Linked DNA regions of Mus musculus: region 1 is linked to region 2. The links are chromatin contacts, found by POLR2A ChIA-PET in ENCODE. All regions are on one chromosome and are shown on one strand. Each heading gives the region's core, a stretch centred on a gene start or an enhancer-like site at or near the end of the contact. The rest is flanking DNA. Distances are from core to core; before and after follow the strand shown.

Region 1 (4,364 bases), core at 765-3,264, 36 kb before region 2:
AAGTGGACTCCCCTCAGCCTGAGGTGTCAAACCTTGAAGAAGGCAGGCAGCGGACTCTGAAGCCCCCGGATGCCTGGTGTGCCCCCCTCCATTTCAGGATTTCTCCCAGGAATGACAGACAGCCCTGGGGGCTACATCCCGCCACCTGCAGAGGCCTGCAGTTTTGGACACATAGTTGAGCTCCAATCGGCTAATTGAAGATTGAGGAATTAGGCCCTACTGCAGTGGGAGCAGACCTGGAAGGCAGGCAGAAGAAACAAGAACCCCCTCCTCCCCCTCCCCCCAAACTCCTTCTCCTTCCCCCAAGTCTACCTCAGACTCCCCACATGGGCATGGCTTCCAGGTAGACAGACATGAATACAAAGAGAGACAGGATTACTGAGATCCAGGACATGCCCCTACATGTATGTGTGCACGAATACATGTCATCGGACACACACGTGCACATGCTAAGTATAACTATGGAAAAACACACGTGGAGTTGCACACAAAGACCTGCCAGGCACAGACAGCACATGGACCTATCCTCGCCTCTGAAATAGTTTTGAAAAAGAGTGCAGGGCAATCAATCATTTGTATTCTTTTAAAAAAATGTGGACTACAGTCCTCTAGATTGCTTTCTTCCTCCCTGTGCCCTTTTCACCTGGACAGGGACTCCAGGTTTGAAGGCGGATGAAGTGGGGATGTGGGCCAGGTGGATGGGCGAGACTGGGCAGGCCCCTGGGTCTGGGGCAGGATCCGGCCTTTGAAGCCTGGAGAGGATTCAGATGATGTGAGCAGATGAGAATCCCAAGCAGGCCTCGGGCTGCAGCTGCGGAGCAGTGGGCAGAGGGAGGGCAGAACCAGCCCAGGTCAGGAGGCTATATGGAGACTAAGAGGAAGGGAGACTGGAGAGGGGCCTGGGAGGATTAGGAAGAACTCTGGGGTTTAGGAAAAGCTATGGGGTGTTACTGAAGGACTTGGTCTCTGGTCTGCAGAAAAAGTGTGAGTCACTTGAGATGGTACAGACTCAGGGTGGAGGTGTGAGAAGGTCTGGGGACCCTGGCTGAACCTGGATAGTTCTTTGTGGTCTGGGAAATGAGCCAGGCTAAGAAGGACAGTGGAGATGGGCAAGGATGAGGGCTGGGGAATTTGGGAAATTGTCACTAGGCCAGCGCGAATGGCTTTCTGGAATCTGGATTTGCTGTTTGATAGGGGTCAATGTCTCTGATTTTGTTAAAGGCCAGGCCAGGAAGGCCATGCTGCCCTGTTGTTGGAGGAAGGAGCCCAAAAGAGAGAAAAATGTGTGTGTGTGTGTGTGTGCTTACTTGAAGGTACCTTTTTGTCTCTGGGTATTCCAATTGTGTGTGGGGGGGGTGGATGTGGGGACAGGGGTCACCCCTGGGTGTGGCTGGCTTCATAACACATGTACACCTGCAGGCAGCTCTTGGAGGAGATACCCGTGGGGGTGCACCATGGCAACGTGCACGGTTTAGAGAGCCTGCCCTGGACTAGAAGACAGTGGAGATATTGAGGCTGGCAGGACCCTCATGACACACCCAGGGATCCAAGAGTGCAAGGGACATAAGAAGTGGTCGTGGTCGCTCCGAAGTTTCCACTGATGGTAGATGTCTTCTTTCTTCAAATCTCTGACCTTCCCGTTGTCCACCTCACAGACTGAACACATGCCCTGCAGTGGGCATGAATTAATGAATGCGGGACATCCTTGCACCTTGCTCTGGCTTTGAATCTGGATCTCACATATTGCCTCTGGTAGCTTCAGGAGGCAACATGGTATGAAGGGACAACACCCGCGTTGGAGACATTGGAGAGAGGACGAGACTGCCACTCAGAGTTTTAGAAGCTGCGATAGATGCCAGCCCTTGTTCACCCTGCTTGCTCCCAGGTTCCGATCCTACCAGATTGCTCACCGGGTCCTCTCTGGCCCAGCTCTGCTTCTTGAGCCCAGAGCCCCGCCCATCGAGCTGTCTCCGCCCCGTCCCGCCCCTGCCCACCCCTGCCCTAGCCCGCAGCAGCGGTCGGGAGCACTGTGGGCTAGCGGCTCACCGAGGAGCTGGGTGCAGCATCCGGGCGCAGACGGCCTGGCCTGGGGAGATGGCGCCCAGGTTTGCAGGCTCAGGGCTAAAGGGTGAGAGGGGTTGCGGGTCTCTTGGGCTCCACTGACCTGTGACTGTCCTCCGCAGGTGGCACCTCCTGGATGTGCTCACCAGTTTGGTCTTGCTGCTGGTGGCACGCGTCTCCTGGGCAGAGCCAGGTAAGCCTGGATGGAAACATAACTTGGTGCCCCAGGGTTCGCTCTACTTACGTGCCTTTTGTGCAGTTCTGTGGCTTGTCCCCGAAACAGCCACCTCTTATCCTGTACGGTCTGCCGGGAGGCAGTGGCGTCCGGGCCCTGCCCACGCGCAGGTGGCGGCCGGTGGCTGGAGCGCTCAAGGGTAGCGCGATGGTGGCGTTTTCAGTGCTGTGTTGCTTATGTTGGCCATTCATTCTCTAGGGTTTGAGCGTCTGGGGTTCCGGGGTGCGAGCTGTCCGTGTTTGGAGTCCCTTGTGGGGTGGCCAGACTTAAGCGGCTCTGCGGGGAAGTTTGTGCGTTCCGCTGGCTAGGCAAGCAGAGGCATACACCCGTGTCCCACCTCACCAATGTTGCCCTTCCTGGCCTCATTCTGGTCAACGCTTGAGTGAGTGGCCGCCGCCGGTCCCTCCAGGTCCTCGGGAGGGACCGTGGGCGGGGTTTGTCACGGCTGAGAAAGAACCGAGAAAGATCGTTAAGTGCATGGCGTCATCTTTGCGTTTCCAACCTGTTGAGGCAAAACTGCGCGCGTTTGCCCGGGGCCGGACTCCGGTGGCCGGCTAGTCTTTGTGTACCACTGCAGCTCCAGGCCCCTGTCCCCCGCGCCTGCAGTGGTGTCGGGTTGCGCGCGGTCCCCTTTGATGCTGATGAGCGCCAAGCGCAGTCAGGCCGGCCACAATGCTCCTAAGCCCACGGAATCGTCGCCTTCTTTGCTGCCCTGTGAGGACCGCAGCAGCATGGGCGCACTGAGAACTGCTTTGCCACCAGCTCAGAGATTCTGCAGCTAACCAGCAACTGGCTGCTCTCCTCCTGCTCAACATATCCAAGAGGCTCCTGAGTTGGGGGTTGGTGCAATGCCAGACTGCCGGGGTAGAAACCCCGCGCTTTATCACAAAGGCGCCTGCTGGTGACCTCCCGAAAGAACCAAATCCGAACTCTGCAGTATCACCTGCTGTGGTCCCAGGCCTCTTGCCACAGCATCATGAAGGATAAAAGATAAAGAGAGGAGGGGAGTCACTCTGGGAAGGAAAAGTAACTTGGTACATTGCTTTAGTGCGTTAGTCACTTCAGGCTAAACATCAGTACAGGCCCTTTTAAACAGCAGATCTGAAAAGCACCTGTTGCTTGGGTAGCAGATAGTTCTTCATTTATTTGTGTTAACTACAGGGGGTGGGGTGGGGTGGGGTGGGGTGGGGGTAGGGTAACGCCTTTCAACTGCAGGAGATGGGTCTTGGCCAGGCTGTTCTTACTGACCAACCGCGTGGCACTTGGGGCTATTAATCAAATGAGGGCCTGGCAGGGGCTGCAGACAGGGATTTGTAAGCCTGGGGCCTCTTCTGTAACCACTGATGACAAAGGAAAGATGCTGGAGAGAGCAGCACACACACACACACACACACCAGCCCCCCAGCTAGACTGGTTTCAAGTGTAGAAAGGTGATAGATCGTAATTTTAGCCTTTGGGTGGAACAAACCTCTGTGTCTGTAAACTTGGCGATCTAAGGATAACCTTGGGAAGGTGATGTCTCTCTGCTTGCTGTAGCTACTGTTGGGGGTTTTAGTGGTGCACCCTCAGGGACAGGGAGGTCCCTCTAGAGATGTCCAAGGAATGTGATTCTTTTGCCTCCTGGAGGTTGAGTCAAAAGCTGCTCAGTGGGGGGGGGGGGGGCGGGGGCCGCGGCTTGTGTTGCTTACACCAGCTCCTCCCCCAACATGGCCAGGGCTCCTCATCCCGGTAGGGCTGAGTCCTCTGGACCAGGATAACTGTTGAGCTTTTAAGTTATTGGGGGTGGGGGATGGGTATGGAGGGGGAGGAGGTATGGGGGTGGGGTGGGGGAGAACTAATATGCCTGAAATCCTGACTGGCAGGTTGTGATTTGCTTGGGTCATGTAGAAACCGCCCTTAGCTGCCTGGAGGCCTAGCTACATCTCCAAATAAATGTGTCTATGCTGAGCAAAGCCCCTCTCTGTTTTTGGACTGGTCCTGAGGTGCTGCCCATTCTGAGATTCCTTTGGATGCTCTGAAATAGTGGGTTGTATCTCTACTCTTAACCTGCCTCGGGGGAGCTGTCACA
Region 2 (5,016 bases), core at 2,179-4,678:
GGTGGTCGGTTTGCAGGCGTGGGTTTGGAGGACCAGCCATTTGATGCCCATTCAGAGTCTATTGCTCAGCTATGTCACAGCGTCCTGGCCTCTCCCTTGAGCAGAGACTAGGCAACCATCATGGGTGAGCCTTGCGGGGCTAGGGTTGCCAATTTAGGAGAGTGAGACCCAGCTCAGCTCGTACTTGTCAAGTGAGGCGCAGGAGTTGGAGAGGCTTGGTGGGTTCTGCAAACAGGGGTGACATTACTGTCAGGGTAGTTTGTGGACTACCGGAGGCAGTCATGAAAATGCTGCCTCCCAGGTCCCTCTTCTCCTCTTATGAGTCCCTCTGTCTCATCCTTGTCTGTTTGTCCTTCACACCAAAATAGCAAGGCCTGGGTTAGACAGGGCAGTGCTTAGCCCTGCCCATCTGGATCTGGTTGGAGGGGAGGAGCCTTTGCATGGGGGTCTGTGAGTCTTCTTGGGGGATGTCTTAGTTAGGGTTTTACTGCTGTGAATAGACCATTTAGTTGGTACTGGCTTACAGGTTCAGAGGTTCAATCCATTACCATCAAGGCAGGAGCATGGCAGCATCCAGGCAGACATGGTGCAGGAGGATCTTCATCTGAAGGCTGCTAGCAGAATACTGACTTCCAGACAGCTAGAATGATGGTATTCAAGCCCATGCCCACAGTGACACACCTACTCTAACAAGGTCACATCTTCTAATAGTGCCACTCCCTGGGATGAGCGTAGACAAACCCTCACAGGGGACCTCTCTAAGGCCAAATGGTTTGTAACCCTTGTACACAATGTTTTTAAGGGTATTTCAAAATCCCACCTACCAAAGTTCTCACATGTCTTCTAACATCTTTTATGCAACTATCAATATGAGTGACAGTGGCCTTGGCAGTTCACGTCTTTAAGCTGTAAGGGTTACCTCTTTGTAAAGTGTGTGTGTGTGTGTGTGTGTGTGTGTGTGTATGTGGTGTCAGGAAGGCCCTAGGAATAGGTGGGACACAGTAGACAATGGCCTCATCTTTAATCTTTTTGGGGAACATGTTCTAGAGGTAGTCATCCCTGCCTTGGCTCCATTATAGGGTACATGTGATGGACTGTGACACCCCCATTTTCTGTGTCATCTGTAACTCCCTGAGACCACAATCCTTGTGATTTTGGAGCCGAGTATGGAATACATTCCCAGCCCCCTTATAGAGTGAAACAGCTTTTTAATTTGGCTAAATAGGCTTTGTTGGGGCCTGCAGGCTGGGCCTAGGAAGGCACGGGCAGCTCACTGTCTTCACTGTGGGGGCTGCAGGCCAGGAAGGCTGTGGAGCTGGGTGGACCTGTGGCCAGCAGCCAGGCAAGCAGAGGAAAATGTCTGTATTCCACCTCTGTTTCTTACAGCTTACAGTCATGTCTACCCTGAAGCATGGTGGGCCAAATCACCAGGGTACTGGAAGGGTGTGTATTTTGCATCTTACAGGCTAAGGAACGCACATTTTCGAAAATATGCCCCTTGGGCTTTGGTATTATGTGTAGGCAGCTTTTCCTTCGGCAAAGGGAAGGCGGGTTCCTGGGGTGGAACCCCAACCAAGGCCCTTTGATGGGCGCTGATCTCTGCATGCTTCGGAGGTCTCTGTGTGGGGCCAGCCCACAGCTCTCGCGATTCACGTGGGATGAAGCTGCCTGTCGCCGTCCAGTTCTTTCAGAGAACAGCTTGTTTGCCGAATGGCATTAGCAGATTTGCCTGCAGCTGGGAGATGCTCCACGCTGACCTGCAATGATTTCCAGATGGAAACCCAAGGCTCCTCAGGGTGGGGTCTGGGGCTGGGGCAGCCCACAAAGTGCTTGTTCAAAGTATAAAGAGTGGCGTGCTGGAAACCTTTATGGCTACATGGCATGGCCAAGACAGTTTTATTGTATTTTGCAGGATTATTTGTCAATAACTTGAGGGGTAGGACCAGTCCTTGCCAAGATCAGAGAGAAGCTAGGGTCTAGAGTCCAGATACAAACAGGAAAGCCAAGAAACACTGAAATCTCATTTAAGATCTATGAGGGCCTCACACAAGGAAGACCTTACAGATGAGGCCTCAGAAGACAGCAGGATCACAGGGACAGGCAGGGGTGGGGTGGTGGGGGCAGTGAGGGGTTGAGGCATGCACAGAAACTCTGGATTCCAGAGATAGGTCAAAGCTACAAAGTTGCTGTGAACCTCCACAGGTAAGACTGGGCTTCCTGAAGCTGCTCTAATAAGCCAGCAAGAATCCTTGGCTTAAGACAAGTACCCAGCTGGAAGCAGGAAATGTGTCCGACTGGCTACAGTAGTCAGGAAATGTAACAGGCAGGTTCCTGCTGGGAAAACCATTCTGGCTTTCCTAGACTCTGGAAGCCGCTCACTCACCCCTGTAATTCCTTGGCTCCGCTCTGAAGACTAGCATGGCGGGGAGTCCCTCAGGTTGAACTCCTCTTCTCCCTAAGAGAGCCCCAGGGGTTAGGCTACCTCGTATCCCTGGCTTCCAGGGTGAAGAGGTCGGCAGTGTCTTTTACATCCACCTGTAGATTAATTGCTGCTGTAAGGCTCAGCAACCATAGCTTCTGAGGATGGCAGGCCTCTTGGGTATTGTTCTCACGGAGGAAAAGACATTTCTGACCCATATGACATAGCTATGGCTCGGACAGAGCAAATTTACCTGGTTGGGTGGGTGGGAGGCCTGGGTTCTTCTCCAGCATTGGTGTAGAGGGAAAATCCACTCCCAGTGTGGAACATAGGGCAGAGTCACGCTGTTCTGTGCCTTGCTGTCCAGTTTCTGGGCTCCCCACCCTTCACCCCAGGACCCCCACTCATGGGGTTTGCATTACACGAAAGGGAAGTGTTTGCTACCCACCAGGAGACAGTATATAATACGTTATCATCTGTTTGTAGCTGTATGGTGCAGGACCAGGCAAGCACCTAGTGATGCAGACAGAGAAGAGGCTTAGAGGCTGCTGGTGGGACTGGAGCTGCCCACATAAGGGTGGCCTGACACCTCTGTAAAACAGGGCACCGTAGGGGACAGGCTCCATTTATGCCTATTGGCTCCTCTTGTGTGTTTGTGTGTGCGCGGGCGTGCGCTCATGTGCACACGAATGTAAGTAAGAGCAAAGGTGTGGACAGAGGTGCCATGTGCCGATTGTGGGCTGAGAAGTTATTCTCTCGCTCAGAGTTACTGTATATAAATTTCTTTCCTGATACAGTATCATACCACAAAGAGCTCCTTAGAAGAGCTTGCTTGCAAGTGGCTAAGGAAACTGGGTCTATGGCTCCCTCTAGTGGCTAAGGAAGCTGGATCTATGGCTCCCTCTGGTGGCCAGCACCTCGTCTGAGACCATGTCCTGACAGTCTTGGCTGCCAGACAAGTCCAGGCTTTAGCAGAATCAGAGTGTTTCCCTGGAGTGCCTGCCTTGGTGGACACACGGAGGCTGGCACACTCCAGGATGCCAGAGCCCGACTTTGAAGGGATCTCAGCAGTTACTCACCTTGGCAGCTCAGCTTTAAATCCTGTCGAGTGAATCATGGCCCGCATGAATCTGTATCCTCTGCAGTGTGGGTGAAAGTCAGAGAAAGGCTCTGGGAAACGTTTGAGTGAGAACCTGGGCCACTCACCTGTTTCTTTCCCCATGTCATCAGTAGCCCAGAGTTGGTGGGAAGCTGATCTGGGGTGCCACCTGGCTTCCAGGCTGCAGGAGATGGGGGGTGGGGGTGGGGGTAGTCCAGTCCTGCCGCACAGCTTGGTTTTTTGGCATCTCTGCTCTTCCCTAATTGCATTCCATGGATTCTGGGTAGAATTTATTGTGTTACTTGACCACATGCCACCTGGTGAGACAGCTGGGGAAGAGCCAGGAAGCCAGCTGCCAGGTGTGGCTTGGCGGGCCACAGGTGGGTTTCTGAGCTGCCATTGGGAGGAAGTGGATCAGGCTGGGGTCCAGAGCTGACAGAAGCTAGGGACCTTTGTCTCTCCCAATCCCCTGCTGCTGTGACCTCAGTGACATACTCAACTGGACTTGGGAGTCATCTCAAATTTTTCAAAGAATCTGATGGCAGGGTAGGAAATGAGAATAGATTGTTGGCCATGGGCCCGGGCACAGCGTGGCACCTCACTCTGGGGGGAAGGCTAGCCTTTCTTCCAGCTGTGCAAAAACAGAAATGGGCCCCCAGGGCGCAGATTCTCAAGGACCTTCACCCGCATTCTGGCCATGGGAATTTCCACCACCAGCTGTTGCCTGATGAAGGCAGAATTCTTCACCACAGATCCCAGACCTCCTGTGGTTGGTCACTTTCTAGCAAAGAGTTAGTGCCATCATATTCTCTCTCTCTCTCCCTCCCCCCTCTTTCTCTCTCTCTCTCCCTCTCTCCATGTCTCTCCACCTGATCTTTAAGCAGGCTTTCTCTAGGGAACTCTGAGGAGGGTGATATGTAGATCCAGGCTGAGCATCACTAGCCTCTGTTGAGTGAGTAGTGTCTTTCTTTCTTTCTTTCTTTCTTTCTTTCTTTCTTTCTTTCTTTCTTTCTTTCTTTCTTTCTTTCTTTCTTTCTTTCCTTCTTCATCACTAGCCTCTGTTGAGTGAGTAGTGTCTTTCTTTCTTTCTTTCTTTCTTTCTTTCTTTCTTTCTCTCTTTCTCCCTTTCTTTCTTTCCTTCCTTCCTTCCTTCCTTCCTTCCTTCCTTCCTTCCTTCTTTCCTTCTTTCCTTCTTTCCTTCTTTTGTTTGTTTTTGTTTTCTGAGACAGGGTTTCTCTGTGTAGCCCTGGCTGTCCTGGAACTCACTCTGTAGAGCAGGCTGGCCTTGAACTCAGAAATCTGCCTGCCTATGCCTCCCGAGTACTGGGATTAAAGGTGTGCACCACCATGCCCAGCCAGTGTTTCTTTTCTATCCCACATGGGCAGCCCTTGGCAGCAGCCCTGGGAGGGTACAGGTTTCTTCTAGAGGAGATGCTGTGGGCTCTTAAGGTCCGAGTAGCTCTCAGGCTTGTGGGGAGAGGTCTTGAGACTCCCTGGG

Evidence for each region. ChIA-PET counts read pairs that join two places held with the same protein, here RNA polymerase II (POLR2A).
Region 1: POLR2A ChIA-PET joins it to region 2 with 78 read pairs in Patski. The contact joins the promoter of Col18a1 here to the enhancer-like site in region 2. POLR2A ChIA-PET finds 5 or more read pairs at or near these places in 3 of 5 experiments (Patski and embryonic stem cell).

What each region holds. Positions count from the first base shown.
Region 1 is chr10:77,164,180-77,168,543 of GRCm38, reverse strand. Col18a1 (collagen, type XVIII, alpha 1) reads left to right here and starts at 2,014. Exons shown (of 42, transcript NM_009929.3): 1 at 2,014-2,105; 2 at 2,184-2,254. The coding sequence starts at 2,095.
Region 2 is chr10:77,129,048-77,134,063 of GRCm38, reverse strand. All of the region lies in intron 2 of Col18a1 (collagen, type XVIII, alpha 1), which reads left to right. Among named protein-coding and RNA genes, the nearest start is that of Col18a1, 35 kb to the left of the region's middle. Within about 2 kb of position 3,428, at least 2 of the 3 ENCODE cell types and tissues checked have a DNase peak (open chromatin) inside an H3K27ac peak, as active enhancers do.